Linked DNA regions of Homo sapiens: region 1 is linked to region 2. A link is a loop called in an ENCODE intact Hi-C map of the cell type or tissue named here. Cell type or tissue: endothelial cell of umbilical vein. All regions are shown on one strand. Links, peaks and the distances in the headings refer to the core of each region. The heading gives the core; the rest is flanking DNA. Region 1 holds the start of MIR1226 (microRNA 1226). Region 2 overlaps MAP4 (microtubule associated protein 4).

Region 1 (10,289 bases), core at 684-8,683, 140 kb after region 2:
TTCAGGTGCGCAGGGGAGAGGGGCCAGGAGCCGCTGCCCTGGGCCTTCCCTTCCATCTCTGCTCCCCAGTGCCAGCCACTGCCCAGCCCGTCCCCTGTCCCATCCTCTCCTGATGCTCTGACTGAAGCCTTGATCAGCTTCCAGGAACATCTGGGGGGGTCCTTGCTGCCACAGGCTCTCAGTTCGTGCCCCCCATACCTCGTGAGGATGCCGTTCTCACGCCCGTCTCAGTGGGGCGTTAACTTGGCTTTAGTCTCTTTTCCAAGGACACAGCGAGCGAGCGTGGACCAGGATTCACATCTGGGCTTTTCTGACCCTAAGCCTTGTGTTCTTTTCCTTGTTCACATTATATCCCTTTATTAGTTCTGGAATTATTGTTTTTAATCGAGGCCTATTTCTCACTATGCCGATTAGAAACCACTTCTCCCTTGTCACTTTTTGGGTATTTGGCGACACACGCTTTCCAGCTCCCCAGTGGCCTCTCGCAGCTGTTCTCTCTTCTCTGCCTTCCTCACACTGAGTGTTCCATGTCCCCCAAATGTCCTCCTCCTATGACGCCCTCCAGGCCTCCACAGTGTCCCTGGGTTATACCTCCTTGGACACCTTTCTGCCTCCCATGGACCCCTGGTCCCAGAATGGTGCCCCGCACAGACAAGGCCTCAGCACCTGTGTTCCTGACCAGACAGATGTGCAGGCAGGGCTGCCCGGGAGCTACTGAGGACCCCACTCTGTGTGCAGGGGGTGGCCTGGGTTCAGGGAGGGTTTGGGAGGGTGGGCTGTACCCTTCAGGGGGCTACCCTTCAGGCTTATTGCTTACTGTTGTCATGGCTACGTCTTTGGTACCAGCCTGAGGCCTGGCACCTCTGCCCTCAGAGAGGCTTCATCAGAGCCTCACATGCCACAGAGGGGCTCTGAGAGTGTGTCACTGGTCCAGCTGCTCCTGACCCTCGGGAGTCGGTCTCCCAGGTGAGGTGGGGTGGGTGGGGCCGGGGCACCTGCCTGGGATTCTCCAAGCGACTGTGCCTTGAGCCAGTGGGTGCCAGGGCAGCAAGGGTGGGGGCTGTGTGTGAAACCCACCACCATCACCCCATCCCACTCCCCCCCTCGACTGACCCTGCACTGTCTCCCCCACTGTTTCATTGTAGACTGAGGGCGGTGGCAGCGAGGCTCCTCTGTGTCCGGGTCCCCCTGCTGGGGAGGAGCCGGCCATCTCTGAGGCAGCGCCTGAAGCTGGCGCCCCCACTTCAGCCAGTGGCCTCAATGGCCACCCCACCCTGTCAGGGGGTGGTGACCAAAGGGAGGCCCAGACCTTGGACAGCCAGATCCAGGAGACAAGTAAGTGGCTGGGCTCGGCCTAAGGGCCAGCCAGGGGCCCTGCCACTGGCCGCAAATTGAAACTCCTTTGTTTTTGACTAGAGTGTGGCCTAAATTTTAATGAAGTAACCTTTTATTTTCCAGGCATCTAATGATGACATTCTGGTCTCGTCTTCCGTCTCCCCCGTGTTCCCCTCTTGTCTCCCCTGTTCCCCTCTCCCTTCCCTCCTCCCATGTCACTGCAGATTGAGACCTACAGGCTGACGTTCCGGGCAAATGCCAGGGCCCGCACCGACCACGGGGCCGACATTGTCTCCCGCCCCCCACACTTCCCTGGCGGCCCCAACTCGGGCTCCCGGGTCCTTGGCCCCCTTTCCCGGGCTGTCCACTAGACCAGTGAGCGCTTGGGCGCCGTGCTGGGCAGCCCGCTAGGCTCGCCTTCCCTCCTGCTTTGCGTGCCCGGGGCAGCAGCAGCCCTGCCCCACACCTCCTCTCACTCCCCAGCCTGGGCCCATCTCCCTGCTTTGGTCTTGCCCCATCACTGCGCCACTGCTCCGTGGAGGAGGTTGGGAGGGGGTTGGGGTGGTTGAGGCTAAGTTGGGATCTAGGAGAGGAGAACCAGATTCTATCCTCATCTTTTTTTGGTTCTTTGGTCCAAACCCAAAAGAAACTGACATGCCCTCCCTTCTCCCTGGATCTACCTGGAGGGAAGAGTGGAGGTGGATTCCGAGTGGTGACAGGACGCTGACCGTGGAGCTTAAGCCACTGCCTCTCCCTCTGGTCCCACAAATGGGCGCCCCCCCCTCCCCATGCAGGTGGTGTCGGGCCCTTCTTGCTGCCCTGCCCCAAGTTGGGGGTCAGTGCTGCCTGTCCCCATGCTTAACATACCCGCCTAGCTGCTGTCACATTTTTCTTGTTTTGTCCTTTTATTTTTTTCTAATAACCTAAAAACTGGCAAAATAGTTCTGCAGGTTGAAGCCATGTCTACATGAAAGTCCTCAGTAAGTGTTAGAGGGAACAGGGCGGAGATATCCTTATGCCACCCCCGCTGGAGGATGTGGGCAGCTTAGGGCCCTGGAGGCGGTGCGGCAGGGAAGAGGGGTGCAGAGGCTGTGGCTGGTGAGCCGGTCAGGCACACAAGGGGCCCTTGGAGCGTGGACTGGTTGGTTTTGCCATTTTGTTGTGTGTATGCTGCTTTTCTTTTCTAACCAAGAGGCTGGTTTTGGCATCTCTGTCCCATTCCCTGGGATCTGGTGGTCAGCCCTAGGATAAAAAGCCAGGGCTGGAGAACAAGAAAGGGCCAGGAGATGGAATTCCTTCAGGCCGGCACCCACACCCTAGGACATGTAAGCCCTCATGTCCAAGGGAGCCTCATGCAGATAGTAGGAAATCAGGTCTGGAAATTTAAAAATAAAAGGCATGAGACTAAGGCTATCTGCTTCCCTTATGCCCTGACTGGAGAGGGGAGGGAGGAGAGGCAAGGCCCACAGAGGGCATCCCAGCTAGGCCTTGGGATGGCTGCAGTGAGGAGAAATCCCGGGAACTGTATTGACACAAAGATTCTTATTGCACTTGTATTTTTTGTATTAAAGTTTGCATGGTTTCTAATAAAGGATTCAAACATAAGTTTGTAGTGAAATGGCCTGGGAGATTCCAAGGGCTTCTCTGGAGGGGGATTGGCTGCAGTGTAGATTTGCCTCTGAGGAGGCTGCCCCAGACTTGGCCTCCTCATGCCCCCTCCTGACCTCTGCCCTTCTCTGGTCCTGGCATCCCTGGAGAAGGTAGGGGTCTTGACCTAAGTTTAGATTTGATCTCCATGTGCAGGGAGGCTGTCCTGGGCCTGACAGGTCCTCCCCCTTTCTGAGGTAGCAGTGCCTTGTGGAGGTTTGACACCATGTCCCTAGCTCCCCAAGCACACACCAGGAAACTGCAGGGGCTCACGGAGGAAGTGCTGCCTGGGCCAGGGGGACCAGCTTTCCTCCGTAGAGACCATGTGCAGAACACTTCTGCTGTGCCAAGAACATGAGGGAGCCAGTGTTTTGTCAGCAGGAAGAAAGGGCCTGCTGGGATGAAAGTGGGAAGGAAACAGGGTTGCGTAGTCAGGAGACACCTCAGGGGCAACAGCACAGGCCCAGAGTACCTGCTGCCTCCACTGCGTCTGTCCTGGGGTCATGAGGATGCTGAGGTTGACGACAGGTTCCAGGTCCTTTCACTCCTTTGGCCAAAGGTTGGGGGTAGGTGGCCCAAGTGGCGTGCTCTCTAGGTAGACAACAGGAGTGGTCAGAGTTCCCTCAAAGGATCCTCCACTCCAGAGCACCTGAGAAGGCCGGGACCAGAGGCCCTGTGTGATGTGTACTCCGCAGCTGTTTGGGGTGGGACATTTCTGTACTTCTCGATTTGCTTATGGCTCAGCCATTACCTGTGTCAGTCCATGATTCTGTTGTAACAGTTTTAAGAGTAAATAAATAAAGCTGCCTGATGTCCCATCACGCAGGCTTCGTGCTTCTGTCTCGTTTTGCATCTACCACCTCCCTGGATCTTCCTGCCCTCAGCTCAGCCCCTCAGCTGTGAACTTGTGGATGTGGACACGGGAAGGACCACTGTGCCACATAGCCCTGCGCCTTGGCTACCTGTGGAACTCTCCCCTAGTCTGCCTGATAAAGGGCTACTTGACACTTACTTGCTTACTTACTGTCCAAAACTACAAGGACAGTGACAGTTCTGACAGGCTTCCTGTGGTGGGTACCGAGAGCAGCAGCTGTGCCAGGGGACTGGGGTGGTTAACAGCACCGCTGCTTCATGCTCTTTCTTGGTGAAGGGAGGAGGTTCCAACCCCCTTCTCTCTTAAAAGACTTGGGGCCACAGCCAGCCCGTTCCCCAGCAATAAGCATCTCACTCTCTTCTCTACCTACCTTCCTCCTTCCTCTTTGGGGAACCGTGGCCCAGTGTATGGAGGCCCTGAGAGAGGAGCCCCTAGTGGACAGCAGTGGTCACAAGGGATAAATAGAACTTTATTTTAAATAAACATTTGCACTCTGTACACAGCCCCAGCAGAAGCAGGGCTCAGTCGTCAGCTGTCTTGCGCACATCAAAGCTGCCACAGGGTCCTCGCAGCAGCTCTGCCAGTAGCGCAAGCAGCTGCCCGTGCTCCTCCTGTACGCTGGGGGGAAGTGCAGCCAGCTCGCTGCGCAGGCTCCGCTCCACCATGCGGCCCAGGGCCCGCCGCAGCTCCTTCAGCAGCCGCACGGTACGCGAGTCACCCTCCAGCCGCAGCAGGTCACTGTCGCTCAGTGAGATGGTGGCCCGGCGCCCGTCATCTGAGGGAATGGAAAAGATGGTGGGGAACTGTGGTGAGGCCAGGCCCCGGAGGAGCAGCTGCAGAGCGGGGTGGGCGGGAGGCCTGCAGGCACCCACCACGGATGTGCACGTCCCCGTCGGTCAGCAGCAGCACAGCTAGCGGGTGCACCTGAGAGGAGTCCCGGACGAAGACGCTGCCATTGGACTTGACTGCCATGAAATACGTCAGCCATCGGCTCCGTAACCGTGTGGCCTCCCTAGGGAACACAGGGCTGGTGAGGCCACCCTTTTGGACCATCCCAGCTGCCCCATCCAGGCCTGCATGCCCTCACCTGTTAATGGTCGACTTGTGCAGCAGGATGTTGCCTGATTTGGTCCTATATGTGACGCTGTTGGGCTTGAACTTCCCCTGCCGGGTGACCTTGCCCTGCCTCACCTGCAGGGATGGAGGAAAAGACGGGTGGGGCTGAGCAAGGAGCTGCAGACAGGGAAGGAGGCTGGGACCTGGTGAACTCCATTCCCTCCCAGAGGCAGCACCTGGATGAGGTTGGGGTAGAGGCCGGCCATCAGCACGCCCTTCACCAGCTCCTCCTCCTCACTGTACTCGTTGCACTGGGCGGAGGCCAGGGTGCAGTCCGAGGGCTTCCCCACCAGGAAGGCCTCATAAATGTTCTCTGAGAACTGCTTGATGAGTCCTAGGGAGACAGAATGTGTGGTGGACCTACAGCCCCTAGCCACAGGCTGGAGGTGACAGAAACTCAGTGGGGGTGGGAGGGGCTCAGGAGAGCAGGTGTGGGCCCGACTGACCGTGGATGAAGCGCAGGCTGGGTGCGTACAGCAGGTTTTCCTCCAGGTAATTCTCCCGGGAGCTGCGGTCCTGCCAACGCAGCACCTCCTCCCAGCCGGCGACAGCCCGCACAAAGGCCAGGTGGTCACTGCCGCTGTCATGGCTCAACAGTGCTTTCACCTGGGAGGGGAGAAGAGGGCAGCCGGATCACAGGCAGGGGCTAGACAACGCCCCCTCAGAACAGCAGTGGGTGGACGGCTCCAGGAAGGAGCCAGGACTGACCTTGTCCACCTCTGCCCGGTTCTGTAGGCTGCTGCTGAAGGGGTCCCGGGTGAGGCAGGAAACGACCACCAGTAGTGGGTGCAGGCAACGGAAGATGGCAGCCAACACAATGGCCTTGGCCAACCGGGGGTCGGTGGAGATGTGAGCCAGGCGCTGCCCCAGGGTAGTCAGGTACTCCCGCTGGTCCAGCACCCCTGCAACGGCTCAGCTGTCAGTACCACCCTCGAGAGCCACTCCCCAGCCCAGCCCAGCCCAGCCCCTACATACCGATCTCCTGGAGCAAGATCACAGCCTCGTCCACTGCCTTGATGTTTGGACTGTCCACAGCCTTGGACAGGAACTCCACCGCCTATGACAGAGCCAGAGCCCGCCATGAGCCTGCCTCCCACCTGCCTGGTCCCCAGGCCAGCCCCTGCCCCGCCCCGCCGCACCGTCTTCTCAGGCATGTGGATTTTCGCTTGCAGCACCAGGTTCTCAAGAGGTGTGCGCAGGATCTCTGGCACTTGGAAAGGGACCATTTTCTCCAGCCGGCTTCGAGGGAACAAGTGGTAGGCAAAGCCGGACTGGCAGCGGCCCGCCCGGCCCCGGCGCTGGATCACATTGGCTCTTGATACCCACACTGTCTCCAGGCAGGACACCTGGAGGAGGTGGCAAGTAAGCAGCACACAAATGCCACTTCCTCAGTGCTTCCCCACTCCCTGAGTAACCCTCACCAGCCCCCTACATCAGGAACACTGAGACCCCACAAGCGCGGCCTTCTGAAGACACACAAAGCAGGTCTAAGGTAGATCTGGGCTGGGGACCACCTCAAAACGGAGTCCCTCCCCCAGTGGTTGGCCGGGCCCAGGAGGTAGGTGCCACCTTGGTCTTCAGGTCATAGCGTTCTTCCTTGTGCAGCCCACTGTCCACCACATGCACGATGTCATTGATTGTGATGGAAGTCTCAGCAATGTTGGTGGCCAAGACAATCTTGCGCACCCCAACTGGAGGCTGCTGGAATATGGCCTTCTGATCCATCATGGGGATGTTGGAGTGCACTGGTGGGCAAGACACACACCAGTTATGGGCACTGCTTCCACCAGAATTCCCCCCTGGAATGTGGGCAGGGCAAGGATTTTGACCCCATTTTGATGAAACAGGCGCAGATAAACACTATGCCCAGTGAAAAGTGCCACAGCTTGGTCAGAAACCGGGGCCCCTGGAGTCCCAGTTGGGTCAGTCCCTAGGACAGAGGTCAGGCTGGTTTCCAAAGGTCCCTGGTCCCTCCGCCGGGGCTCTCACCTGGCAGGATGAGGTACTTGCTCTCGTGCATGCCCAGGGCCTCCTGGAGGCGCTGCTGCACTCCTTTGATCTCCTGCCACCCAGGCAGGAAGCACAGGATCCCACCTGTAAAGGAGCCCTGGGGCATGAGCCAGCTGTTGCTGCAAACGTGGCCAGGGCTAGCATGGGACAGATGGGGAGGCACCCACCTGGTTCCCCGCGAGCATCGATGTGCAGAACCAGATCAGTCACAAGGTCCAAATCGAGTGCGCATTCATCCTCAGACTGGGGTGGGGGAAGAGAGGCCACAGTCACAGCCCCGGGGTAAGGGGTCATGCCAAGGACACAGCCACCTGACTCAGTGAGACGGAGCCGCTTGACATCAACTCCAATCCTCACGTGTGCCACGCAGGCAGGGTTAGTCCCCAGTTTCTATCAAGGAAACCGAGGACTGGGGAGGGTAACTTGCCCCAGGCACCAAGCCCCAGGGCCAGGGAGGAGGGGCATCCACGGAGGAAAGGCCAGGAGCCTTGGGTGGGATGGGGGTGTCCCTCACCTCATGGTGCCGGTGCCGGTGCAGGTACTGGTGCTTGCCCAACTTGGCCAGGATGTCCTCTAGGTAGTGCTCCTTGACTGGGTACATGAAGCCAGGCACCTTGATGACGGGGCAGCCACCAAAGTATCGGGAGAAGCGCTCATTGTCCCCTGTGGCACTCATGAGCACCAGCCGCAGGGCCGGGTTGAGCCGCTGCAGGCCCTTGAGCAGGATCAGCAGAAAGTCTGTGTTCACGTCCCGCTCATGCACCTCATCCACGATGACGTGGCTCACGCCCTCCAGGCTGGGGTTGCTCTGCAGCTTACGCAGCAGGATACCCACAGTGCAGAAGAGCAGGGCCCCGCCTCGGGATGGGGGCTTACTTTCCAACCGCACCTGGAAGCCCACATTCCGGCGCAGGGAGGGGCCCAGTTCGTGGCTGACCCGCTGTGCCACAGACACAGCAGAGATGCGGCGAGGTTGGGTGATGATAACATTGCAGCGGGCACCTCGGCCCTCGGTCACATAGCGCTCCAGCAACAGCTGGGGGATGCGCGTGGTCTTCCCACAGCCCGTGTCCCCAGAGATGACCACCACCGGGTGCTGCTCAATGGCGTTGAGGATGGTGTCCCGATGTGGGTCCACAGGTAGCTGGGGGGCCTCCTGCCAGACCGGCCCTCGCCGCCGCCACAGTTCTAGCAGACTCTGGCTGAGACGTACCTCCTCTGCTTCCAACAGGGGCACATAGGGCTTGCCTGTGATAGGGTCACTCAGAGGCCCTGAGTCCTTGCCCAAGGGCAAGATGTCATCACTCTGCAGCCGGAGTTCTGGGGCGATCCATGAACTCTCCACAGGGTACTGGAGGGCAGGGAGGCAAGCAAAACAATGAAAAAGAAATTCCTCATTCACACACAACCAGCCACTCTGCAGGATTCGCCTGGGTCAGATGTTGTGGCCCAACCCGCTGGGCAGAGGATTAATTTAGTCCATGACTGCCCCGGGATCCTTGTGGGCAAGACTGGGCTGTTCAGGCCAGGGGGATCCCAGGCCCCAAACTCAGTGAAGAGAATGGGGAGGTACTACTGCCTGTCGCAGGTGGAGGCCTTCAGTCTGGAGAGATGGAGGCAGACTACAGGGAGCAGGGGTGGTGAGGGATGCAGGGCCTCTTACATGGTTCAGGAAGGTCTCTATCTTGCGGAGGATGGGCTCGGGCACCTGGATGGTGCATGGTCGGCGCTGGGTCTCACCCAGCTCACGCAAAGAGGCCAGGTTATACATGGCGTGTGTAAGCGGTTCGTTGTTCCTGTCCACCAGGCCCAGGCTCTGCAGGGGGACATGCAAGACTCAGTCTATGCTCTGGGGCTCCCCAAAAACCAGCCCAGACAAGCTCAGGAGCTCCAACGCATAAGTTGTGCCAAGTAATCTCTAAGAGATTTTGGATTTTGGCTGACATGGTGATGGAGGGAGAAATTATGAACTAGGAAAATGTTAACTTACCAAAATAAACGTTTTAAAAAATGAACTAAAGTTAATTCAGGCCGGGCGCGGTGGCTCACGCCTGTAATCCCAGCACTTTGGGAGGCCGAGGCAGGCAAATCACCTGAGGTCAGGGGTTCGAGACCAGCCTGGCTAACATGGTGAAACCCCATCTCTACTAAAAATACAAAAATTAGCCAGGTGGGGGGCCGGCACCTATAGTCCCAGCTACTAGGGAGGCTGAGGCACGAGAATCGCCTGAACCCTGGAGACACAGGTTGCAGTGAGCCGAGATCATGACGGTGCACTCCAGCCTGGGCGACAGAGCGAGACTCTGTCTCAAAGAAAATAATAATAAAGTTAATTCAAGAAAAGCTAAACCTGATGTGTCACAGCAGAACAGCCCTACGTCTGGAGAAGGCCCTGAGGAGAAACCACTCACTGTGTGGCTACAGCCCCCCCAACACCACAATAGGCCACTGTCACCTCTGTGAATTCCCAACATGTACCCTCAGACCAGCCAGGCCAGGCCCTCGATGCTAGAACGCACCCCACAGACTCCCTCTTCCTTTGCTGCCTCATCAAAGCCTTCCTCCCCTAATCCTTCCATCCCGCCTCCCAATCCCTACATGGCACCCGACCCATCTGTGACCCCATCATATACAGATGCACGTGGAATTTCCTGTAAATGTCGATTATAATGCAACTTGATCAAACAAGCCACTGGAAGGAAAACACTGTGTCTTACCTCCCTACATACCTAAAGCCACCTCACCAGAGATAAAACATAGCATTCCAATACCTCACGCACATGGGTAAAACTAGTCTTGTGTTCCTGTCACCTCTAATGGCTGGACTCTGCTCACCCTTCGGAGCCCAGATCAAACACTCCCTCCTTAAAGAAGTCTTCCCCCAACAGGGGCCAACCCCCTGCCTCTGGGCGTGCTGGCACCATCAGCTATAAGGACCTAAAGGACAGGAATCTGGTCCTCATACCACAGGAGGTGCCAACACAAGCTCCTTGCTGCAGGAACAGGCTTCTGCCCTCTCCCCAGACTTCATGGGTTTTACCCACCAGCCTCACTGACAAATGGCCCTCCAGCCACTGCAAAGCTTGCTCCTTCCCAGACAGGCCCCTACCATGCCAAGGTGCTTCTGCTCACAGTGCGTGTGCATCAGGCCAAAGCTCAGATGCCTCCAGTTCTACTCAGTCCTTGTTCTGCCCTCGAGTCACAGGTAGCATATCTGTGCCCTCTTTATCTCACCAATTGCCTGTCCCCTCTTCCTCGTCTTTCTCCAGGTTCTTGTTACCTCTCACCATCAGCTGTAACTAAAACA
Region 2 (10,289 bases), core at 1,173-9,172:
AGTATCTTGATGTTGCAAAAGCTTATGTTGAGAAGTAAAGTTCATATTTTATTTTTATCCTTTAATTCAATTTTCCAGAAACTCATACATTTTTTGAACAGGCTAAAAAATACACATGTACAAAATCCAATTGGTCCAAAGGGATGTACGGTAAAACAAATTCTCCCAATCCCTACACCCTAGCCAGACAGTTCTCCTTCCTGGAGTAACCACTCGCCAATTTCTGGAGTAGTCTTTCTGAGTTAATGAACTTTTTTTTTTTTTTTTTGAGATGGAGTCCCGCTCTATTGCACAGGCTGGAGTGCAGTGGCACGATCTCTGCTCACTGCATCCTCCGCCTCCCAGGTTCAAGCGATCCTCCTGCCTCAACACCCCAGTAGCTGGGATTACAGGCCTGCACCACCATGCCTGGCTAATTTTTGTATTTTTAGTAGAGATGGGGTTTCGCCCTGTTGGCCAGGCTGGTCTCAAACTCCTGACCTCAGGTGATCCACTTGCCTTGGCCTCCCAAAGTGCTGGGATTACAGGCATGAGCCACCATTTACATATCAAAAGTAGCAGGGAGGATTTAATTTTTTATAAATAAAATAATGTCTTAAAAACTTTCCTCCTCTTGGGCCAAGTTAATGTTACATGGATCAAATAACTCAAGATGAAGCACAAGAAAATCTACTGCTACCACCTCACTGTCCTTATCCACCTAGGCTCATTCCCAGATGATGGAAACAATGCACAGTTAAAGGAAATTAGAAAACGAAAAGCAGCTAGCTTCTTTCACCTATGACTGATGAGGGTAAGTTAATATTAGGATGGGAAGAGCATCTCAACCATGACTAGTTGCTACCATATTTACATCTTATCATTCCTTTCTTCATACTAGGTTTTCTTTGTTTATGTTAGTCAGTCAAAGAACAAATGTCTCCACCGTGCATTATGGATTAAGAGAGAATAGATTTTCCCGTTTTCCATTAAGGAATCCAAATTTTTTGGAGTAAATATTTGTTTTTCTTTTGTGCTGGGATTATAGGTGTGAGCCACTGTGCCTGGCTTTTTTACATTATTAAATGAAGAAAAATGAAGAAATGAAGAAAAATGGATGCCCTTTAAAGTTTTTTTTGGTTTAAGTTTTTAATTTTTTGTTGCTACCAAAGATTTTTTTAAAGATTAGGAAACAAAAAAGAAGGAACCAAATCAGGACTGTTGTAAGGTGGTTGCCTAATGATTTCTCATCAAAACTGTCACAAATTATCTTTGTTGATGAAAGGAATGAACAGGAGCATTGTCCTGGTGGAGAAGGACTCTCTGATGAAGCTTTCCTGGCTGTTTTTCTGCTAAAGCATTGGCTGACTTTCTCAAAACACCCTCATAATAAGATGTTGTCATTCTTTGGCTCTCCAGAAAGTCAACAGACAAAGTGCTTTGAGCATCCTAAAAAACTCTTGTGTTTGCTCTTGACTGATCCACTTTTGCTTTGACTACAGCACTTACGCCTCTTGGTAGCCATTGCTTTGATTGTGCTTTGTCTTTAGGATTATACTGGTAAAACCATATTTCATCTCCTGTTACAATTCTTCAAAGAAATGCTTCAGGATCTTGATCCCACTTGTTTAAAATTTACATCGAAAGCTCTGCTCTTTGCAGCTCATCTGGATGCAACCATTTTGGCACCAGTTGAGTGGAAAGTTTGCTCAATTTTAATTTATCAGCCAAAATTGTATAAACTGAACCAATTGAGATGTCTGTGGTATTGGCTATTGTTTCTGCTAATTGTCAATCCTCTTCAATTAGATCATTCTTTTTTCCTCTCAAATTGATATTGGTGGTCTGCCACGGTGGGCTTCATCTTCAACATCATCTCCTCCTTTATTTTTTTTCTTTTTTTGAGACAGAGTCTTACTACATTGCCCAAATTAGAGTATAGTGACTATTTACAGGTGTAACCATAGCACACTACAGCCTTGAACTCCTGGGCTCAAGTGATCCTCCTGTCTCAGCCTTCCAAGTAGCTGGGACTATAGGTGCGGACCACTGCATCTGGCTGATGTCTTAAAACAAGTTATTCATGTGTAAACTACTGATTTGTTTGGGGCATTGTCCCCATAAACTTTACACAAAGCATCAGTGATTTCACCATTCTTTCATCCAAGCTTCACCATAAATTTACCATTTGCTTTTGCTTCAATTTTAGCAGAATTCATGTTGCTTTATTAGGGGCTCTTTTCAAACTGATGTTTTATCCTTTTTAGTGCTTCAAACTAGATCCTGTTCAGACGTGTTATAACAAGTTAGTATGAGCTTTTTTTTTTTTTTTTTAAGATGGAGTGTCTCTCTGTCACCCAGGCTGGAGTGCGGTGGCACAGTCTCGGCTCACTGCAACCTCTACCTCCTGTGTTCAAGAGATTCTCCTGCCTCAGCCTCCTGAGTAGCTGGGCTTATAGGCACATGCTACCATGCCCAGCTAATTTTTGTATTTTTAGTAGAGATGGGGTTTCGCCATATTGGTCAGGCTGGAGTATGAGTTATTTTGATACAAAAAAACTCCCTTGAAATCCATGAATAATTTTTTCATAGAATGCATTTTCCACGAACTTGTTGAAGATACCATGTTTAAAGTTTATAATTATAGCTGGGCGTGGTAGTGTGCGCCTGTAGTCCGAGCTACACAGGAAGCTGAGGTAGGAGGCAATCACTTGAGCCCCAGAGGTCGAGGCTGCAGTGAGCCATAAAAGCACCACTGTGCTGCAGCCTGGGTGACAGAGAGAGACCCCGTCTCTAAAAATAATAATAATAATAAAGTTTATAATTATGATAGGTTGTAAATTACTACATTTTTTCCATACCAGCTTCCTAAAAGTTGTAGAAGTCTTAACTTAAAGGAAGGGGTGATGGCTGTTTGGAGACATCAAATAAGAAAAACGAAGGAAGCCGCCTTATTTAGTCTTGTAGAAATCTGGTGCAATTAGTGAGTTCTTTATGAATGGAGACTTCTCTGCTGTGGGTCTGATTTTTATACATTATCGGACTGATGGTTTTTGCCATAATGACAGGTTTCATATTTGTGTTTTTCCTGGAGAACATTCTAAACAAGATGTTCTTCTGAATACATCTTTAGAAGTGATGGAAGGGCCCTAGACTTCATTAATGTTTTATTATACATCTAACTTTAAGTTTGATTTTGTTCTTAGATGAGGTTCAGTAAACTACTGCTGATTGCTGACACTTTTTTTTTTTTTGAAGACAGGGTCTTACTGGGCGCGGTGGTTCACGCCTATAATCCCAGCACTTTGGGAGGCTGAGGCGGGTGGATCACCTGAGGTCAGGAGTTCGAGACCAGCCTGGCTAACATGGTGAAACCCTGTCTCTACTAAAAACACAAAAAAATTAGCTGGGCGTGGTGGTGGGCACCTGTAATCCCAGCTACTCAGGAGGCTGAGGCAAGAGTAATCACTTGAACCCGGGAGGCAGAGGTTGCCGTGAGCCGAGATCGTGCCATTGTTGCACTCCAGCCTGGGCAACAAGAGCGAAATTCCGTCTCAAAAAAAAAAAAGAAAAGACAGATTCTTTCCATGTCACCTAGGCTGGAGTGCAGTGGCACAATCATAGCTTACTGCAACATCTAACGTAACTCCTGGGCTCAAACGTTCCTCCTGCCTCAGGCTCCTGAATAGCTTGGACTACAGGTGCGCGTGCCTTGCTTATCCTTTTATTTTTATAGCGACAGTCAGACTGTGTTCCTCTGGCTGGTCTGGAACTCATGGCCTCAAGCGATCCTCCTGCCTTAGCCTCCCAAAGCACTGGGATTACAGGTGTGAGCCACCACACCCAGCCTAGTGCTCTCGATATGTTCTTACAACAGGCTTAGTTAGGCCAACCAGTGGAAGTTTATCAACCATTTTCTTGCCTCTAGATATAGAAGGGACGGTTGAGTAGGTTACACATAATAGAACTCTTTGAACAATGGTGTTTTATTTCCTTTAATTCTTACATGTCCACCCTAATTGTCTTCAACTTATAAAATGAGAAGTAAGAAAGCAGGGTTGCTTTTATGGCATTTATGACAAAGTAGGAAAATTGCTTTTTTCTCTAAGTATGATTTCTGCCTTCATGCCTGGCAACACAAGAACCCCCCGACCTTTATTCCTTTTCTTTGGATCTACTATACTCATTTCCTTTTGCACTTCAACTTATTCTTGCTTCTACAAGTATTTTATCTTAGCATTGCCTGTGTAAACCATCTAAATACCAATACCTAGAAATAAAATTGGTGTCAAACTCTTCTTCTAAAATGCCTATCACCTTGGGAAACAATTCTCAAATACTTTTTCAGGATATGTGTACTACTTGTTTTGCACCACGGCTGTAATAAGAAAAAAATAAAAAGAAAATTATGTACTTCCTGACTTTTTTCCTTAAAAAATGGTGTTTTCCTTAATTGTTCATTATCAGCATTATATGGCCCTATTTTCTAGGTGAGGGAGACAAAAGATAGAACCCTTTCTCTTAGATGTGAATGACGAAGCAAACATCTGTGACTCTTGTTCTTTCAGATGATCATCTAGCACAGTATTGACCCTCAGACACAAATAGCACATTTATGGAACAAGTCACTTAATTTTTCTGTTCTCTGTGTGATTAAATAGTTCTTCTTCTGAAGTCGAGAAAATGCTTTCTCCTCAACATTCCATAAGGCCTTTGAAGCTAAAAGCTTATTCCCATAGAATAAGAAGTTAACACAGGGCAATGGCCTGGCTAAGTTTTTTGCATTTTTAGTAAAGACAAGGTCTCACTGTGTTGCCTGGACTGGACTGGTTTTGAACTGCTGGGCTCAAGTGATCCTCCTGCCTTGACTTCCCATAGTGCTGGGATTACAGGTGGGAGACACCGTACCCTGCCACACACCAGCAGTCTGTTTTAACAAGCCATAATAGGTGACTCGGATACACATGCATGATTGAGAAACACTAATCCATGGAAAAGGGCCTAAGTGACAACTATTAATAGATACTGCAGAATTTCTCCTTAATACACTGGTATTTCTTTTGCAGAAAATTGCAACCAGCTTAATTGGCCAGTAGAGGGCAGTGTTGGCATGGGTCTGACAGCACCAGAGGGTTCCCTTGCATTGAGACCTGGCTGTTTTGCCCAAGGCTGACTCACAGCACACATGCCTTCTCAGGTTCTTGCTACTTCTCTGCCAAGCTGATTTGCCTGCTGTGGGAATCTGACATCTCCTGGGGAGAGGGAATCAACAAAATAAAGTAAATTTGAATATCTTTATATCTCAGAGAATGTGATTAGTTTCTAAAAAAAAAAAGTGTGCTATTTTCGATGCTGTGTGTATTTCACTGAGAAAGTTTTCATTTCATGAAATGGGGGTTCTCTGGGGAAGTCAGTCAGTGAGAAAACACATTATAGCATCTTTTGAATTAGGACTTTTCCAGTAATGTGCAGTATGATTAGGGTCCAGTATGTCTTATCTGGCAGGGAAATATACAAGCCTTTTTTCTACTTGTCAACCTTATTGTTTTTAGTGTTGTTACGTTGTTTTTATTCTCTCCTGGGCTTATATTTTTAGATTGTGAGGTGTTGTATGTATAGTAGAATCCAGCTTCTCTTCTTCCTTTCTAACCTCTTCTTGCTTTCATTTTATTTTATTCTAGTAAAGTTTCTTGATCAGCCTACAGTTATTCTATAGGTGGTTGATAGATAAATTTACAGTTGGTCAACATATAGTTAATAACAGTGAGAATAACAATAGCTAATAACAGTGAGAATAACAATTACTATTTAGCACTGTACAGTTGACATCCTGTATTACTGCATTTAGTCCCACTTCCCAGGTGAAGCTTAAGTATTAGAAATGAGAAGGTTGCATTTGATCATTTAGTTAATAATGACAGCACAACCTGAACCCAGATCTTCTAATCTCACTTTTATTTTTATTAAACAATTAAAACAATATTTTTTAAATAGAGATGTGGTCTTGCTATATTGCCCAGGTTGGTCTCAAACTCCTGGCCTCAAGCAGCCCTTCCGCCTAGGCCTCCCAAAGTGCTGGGATTACAGACATGAGCTACTGGATCTTCTCATTTTAAACCCCTGTTCTGGCTGGGCATGGTGGCTCATGCCTGTAATCCCCAGCACTTTGAGAGGCTGAAGCAGGCAGATCACGAAGTCAGGAGTTCGAGACCAGCCTGATCAACATGGTGAAATCTCATCTCTACTAAAAATACAAAAAATTAGCCAGGCGTGGTGGTGCTCACCAGTAATCCCAGCTACTCAGGGGGCTGGGGCAAGAGAGTCTTGAACCCAGAAGGTGGAGGTTGCAGTGAGCCAAGATCGTGCCACTGCATTCAAGCCTGGGCGACAGCGAGACTCCGTCTCAAAAAATAAATAAATAAAATAAACCCCTGTTCTTTCTGTGAAACTATACCTTTTTCATGAACACATACTTTCTACTTGATCTAGTATCTCACTGATAGTTTTTAAAAACTAAAAATCCATTTTTTAAATTCAAATAGAATTATTAGATGTATGTTCAGGAAATGTAAAAGAATCTTGCTTCATTTCAATACAGAGCACAAACTGAGGGACTCTGCCACTAATTCACATGAGTTTGTAAAATATTTCACTTTCCTAGACAACTGTTTCACATCTACTCTCTGAAACTTCTGGCACTTGCTCTCCTGTTCATATTCATAAGTCATATTCATAAATTAATTGGCTTAATCAGAACAGAACTTCCACATGGTCCCACCACATATTTCCTCCTCACCTATGTTCATCTATGCCCTTATTGTCTGCTCTTTTTCTGTTATGGGTGAACTGTTCATGCTGTCACTCAGGCCACTGCTGTCACAGTTACCTCTTCTGTCTCCTGCATCATCAGTTCTTTTCTTTCAATTGGGTCATTCACCAGCATCAAACATACTATAATTTTTTTATCATTAAAAAAAAAATCCTGTCTGAATCTCACATCCATCTCATCTATCTTTTTGCTTTGCTTTCTTTTTTTTTTTTTTTGAGACGGAGTCTTGCTATGTCACCCAGGCTGGAGTGCAGTGGCGCGATCTTGGCTCACTGCAAGCTCCGCCTCCCGGGTTCACGCCATTCTCCTGCCTCAGCCTCCTGAGTAGCTGGGACTACAGGCGTGTGCCGCCACGCCCGGCTAATTTTTTGTATTTTTAGTAGAGACGGGGTTTCACCGTGTTAGCCAGGATGGTCTCAATCTCCTGACCTCGTGATCCGCCCACCGTAGCCTCCCAAAGTGCTGGGATTACAGGCGTGAGCCACCGTGCCCGGCCTGCCTTCTTTTAAAGAGACGTTTCTACTACCTGTCACCAATTCCTTTCCTTCCATTTCCTCTTGAATTCACTCTCATCAGACTTTAACATATGCATGACCCCAAAACTTCTCTTACCTAAAGTATAAGGCCTTGATGTTGCCAAGGACAAATCCAGTATTACTCCAGGGGTTTTGCCTGAGCAACTGAAAGGAAAGAATTGCCATCATCTGAGATGGGGAAAGCTACAGAAGGAGTAGGATTTGAAGGGAAGAGAAGAAATTTAGCTTGGGATATGTTCACATTTAGTTACCTGCTAGTCATCGAAATGGAGAAGATGGATACACAGATAAGGAGTCCGGAGTTTGGAGGACGGTTCTGGGCTGGAGGTTGATGTTATATAAAGCTTTTGCTAGAGTTGTTGTTCTAAAATCCTTTAAGATTGGATTTAGATGTAACTTTCCAGAACATTCCCTGACTTCTGTTCCCTTTCCCTTCTAGACCTCCCACTACCCCCACACCCTGCCAGCCTTTCTTTTCATCTTCCTCTTGGTAAGTGCTTTTCTTCCCTGAACTTTCCTCTTTCCTCTGTGGTACTTGTAAGATCATAATTAAGCTATTTGTTATCTTACACTTATTAACATGCTCTAGCACAGGAATAATATTTTGTTTACTGCCATATTTCATGGAGAATGACACATTTAGCGAAAGCAGGATGGCACAGCATAATCAAAGTTTACTAGCGACCTCAAGTTTCTCAGGGTTAAGAAATCAAAGGTTACAGTGACAAGTGACCGGAGAGAATCATGGAGAAGCAGATCAAGTGAAATTATGAAGAATCTCATGGTTTGTGAGAAACTGAGGGCGCAGGGGTACTGAGAAACCTGGCCAGATCTGCATTAGAGACCACTGCTCTTGGCACATGATAGATGTGTAATCATTGCTTATTACACTGAATTGAAATGGTTTTTGTTTGTCAGTTTATTCAGGTTTGGGTTGTGTTAATGTACAGACTAACAAACAATTGTGTCTCCAAAATGGTAGATATTTATTTAGGGTAGGTGTACTTGGTCTAATCCTAAACCCTCTTAATAGTCTCATGATCATATTTAGGGAAGTTTATATATATGCATAAAAAATTAGTGTGACATTTTTGCAAAAATAGTTATTTTCTGACTTTGATTTGAAAACAGACTTTTATCTCATAACTAATAGTTCTTTTTGGGGAAAAAAAATATCGTACCAAAATGTATAGTTCATAATAATAGTACCCTAGTCTGAAAGAAGAGCAGGGGACCGGGACCCGGGGGCTCAAGCCTGTAATCTCAGCACTTGGGAGGCCGAGGCAGATGGATCACCTGAGGTCAGGAGTTTGAGACCAGCCTGGCCAACATGGCAAAACCCCGCCTCTACTAAAAATACAAAAATTAGCCAGGTGTGGTGGCATGCGCCTGTAATCCCGGCTGCTCAGGAGGCTGAGAAACGAGAATTGCTTGAACCCAGGAGGTGGAGGTTGCAGTGAGCTGAGATTGTGCCACTGCACTCCAGCCTGGGCGACAGAGTGACTCCATCTCAAAAAAAATACAAAAAAACCCCCCAAAAAACAAAAAACAAAGCAACAAAAAAACCACTTCATTGCTAAAAATATTCTGCAAGCAAGCCAGGATGGTGGTATGTACCTGTAGCCCTGCCCGAGCTACTTAATAGGAAGGAGGATTGCTTAAGCCTAGGAGTTTGAGTCCAGCCTGGGTAACATAGCAAGACCCCAAAGACCCCACCTCTTAAATAATATTCTGCAAGCAAATGACTTTGTTAAACTTCACACTGCAAGAACAGAGCCAAGAACCTACCATGTACCCTTTACTTGGATTTATCATTACTGTTTTGCACATTTGCTTTATCATTCTTGTTATATTTACATATAGTTCCTTCCCCTTGGATTATTTGAGAACAAACTGCAGAACTCACACCTCTTTCCCCGAAGAACTAGGCATTAGCACATTACAAGAATACGATGATAGAGATCAGAAGTTAAATGCTGATGAGATATTCCTGTCTAATCCACGAACCTTATTTCATTGTCATCAGTTGTCCCAACAGATTCAACACATTCCTTTCTCATTTTTTTCTTCTTGTCTGCAATTAAATCTGGAATCACGTTAGTTTTCATGTCTCTTCAGTCTTCTTTAATTGGAACAGTTCCTCAACTCTTCTTTGTCTTTCATGACCTTAATATTTTGAATAGTATGGGCAAGTTATTTTTTAGAAGTCCCCTAATTTGGGTTTGCCTGGCATTTCCTCATAATTAGATTCAAGTTCCACATTTTTGGCAGTAGTACTATGTAAATATGATGTGTCCTAAGTGCACCACATCAGGAAGCACATGATGTCACTAAATCACATTATTGGTGATAATAACTTTCATCACTTGTTAGTGTCTGCCTGTTTTCTTTACTGTAATTTTTTTCCAATTAAAAAAAAGCATTTATTTATTTAGAGACAGGGCCTTACTCTGTCACCCTAGCTGGAGTGCAGTGGCACAATCTTGGCTCCCTGCAGCCTTGACCTCCCCAGGCTCAAGCAGTCTTCCAGCCTCAGCCTCCCAAGTAGCTGGGACTGCAGGCATGCACCACCATGCCTGGTTAATTTTTTTTTTTGACAAAGTCTTGCTCTGTTGCCCAGACTGGAGTGCAGTGGCACCATCTTGGCTCACTGCAACCTCCGCCTCCCAGGTTCAGGTGATCCTCCTGCCTCAGCCTCCCGAGTAGCTGGGATTACAGGCATGCACCACCATGCCTGGCTAATTTTTGTATTTTTGGTAGAGATGGGGTTTCACCACGTTGGCCAGGCTGGTCTCAAACTCCTGACCTCAGGTGATTCACCCACCTCTGCCTCCCAAAGTGCTGGGATTACAGGCATGAGCCACCCCCCAGCCTAATTTTTATTTTTATTTTTTAATTTTTTTTAAGACGGGGTCTCACTTTGTCTCCCAGTCTGGAGGGCAGTG

The links. A loop is a pair of places that touch in the nucleus more often than their neighbours do. Peaks named below come from ENCODE experiments on the same cell type or tissue, not always from the same donor. Only the 100,000 strongest peaks of a DNase experiment are listed, where the experiment ranks them.
Region 1: a loop joins it to region 2, with 10 times the contacts of the local background. A loop is called at or near these places in 28 of 110 quality-filtered maps.

Annotation. Positions count from the first base shown.
Region 1 is chr3:47,844,209-47,854,497 of GRCh38, reverse strand. It overlaps DHX30 (DExH-box helicase 30), which reads right to left. Exons shown (of 22, transcript NM_138615.3): 10 at 8,646-8,798; 11 at 7,497-8,333; 12 at 7,150-7,225; 13 at 6,962-7,066; 14 at 6,542-6,717; 15 at 6,112-6,318; 16 at 5,948-6,029; 17 at 5,681-5,874; 18 at 5,419-5,578; 19 at 5,149-5,306; 20 at 4,944-5,047; 21 at 4,729-4,868; 22 at 4,305-4,631. The coding sequence ends at 4,378. MAP4 (microtubule associated protein 4) reads left to right here. Exons shown (of 21, transcript NM_001385682.1): 20 at 1,146-1,335; 21 at 1,560-3,803. The coding sequence ends at 1,564. It overlaps MIR1226 (microRNA 1226), which reads right to left and starts at 4,943; the gene lies at 4,869-4,943. RefSeq lists an enhancer at 1,722-2,239 and a silencer at 7,226-7,327. In endothelial cell of umbilical vein, for the core only: a CTCF peak has its summit at 4,279; no DNase peak of the experiment used is centred there.
Region 2 is chr3:47,984,928-47,995,216 of GRCh38, reverse strand. The region is part of intron 2 of MAP4 (microtubule associated protein 4); the gene reads left to right. Among named protein-coding and RNA genes, the nearest start is that of MAP4, 26 kb to the left of the region's middle. In endothelial cell of umbilical vein, for the core only: a CTCF peak has its summit at 5,075 (motif pointing right); a DNase peak (open chromatin) is centred at 5,116.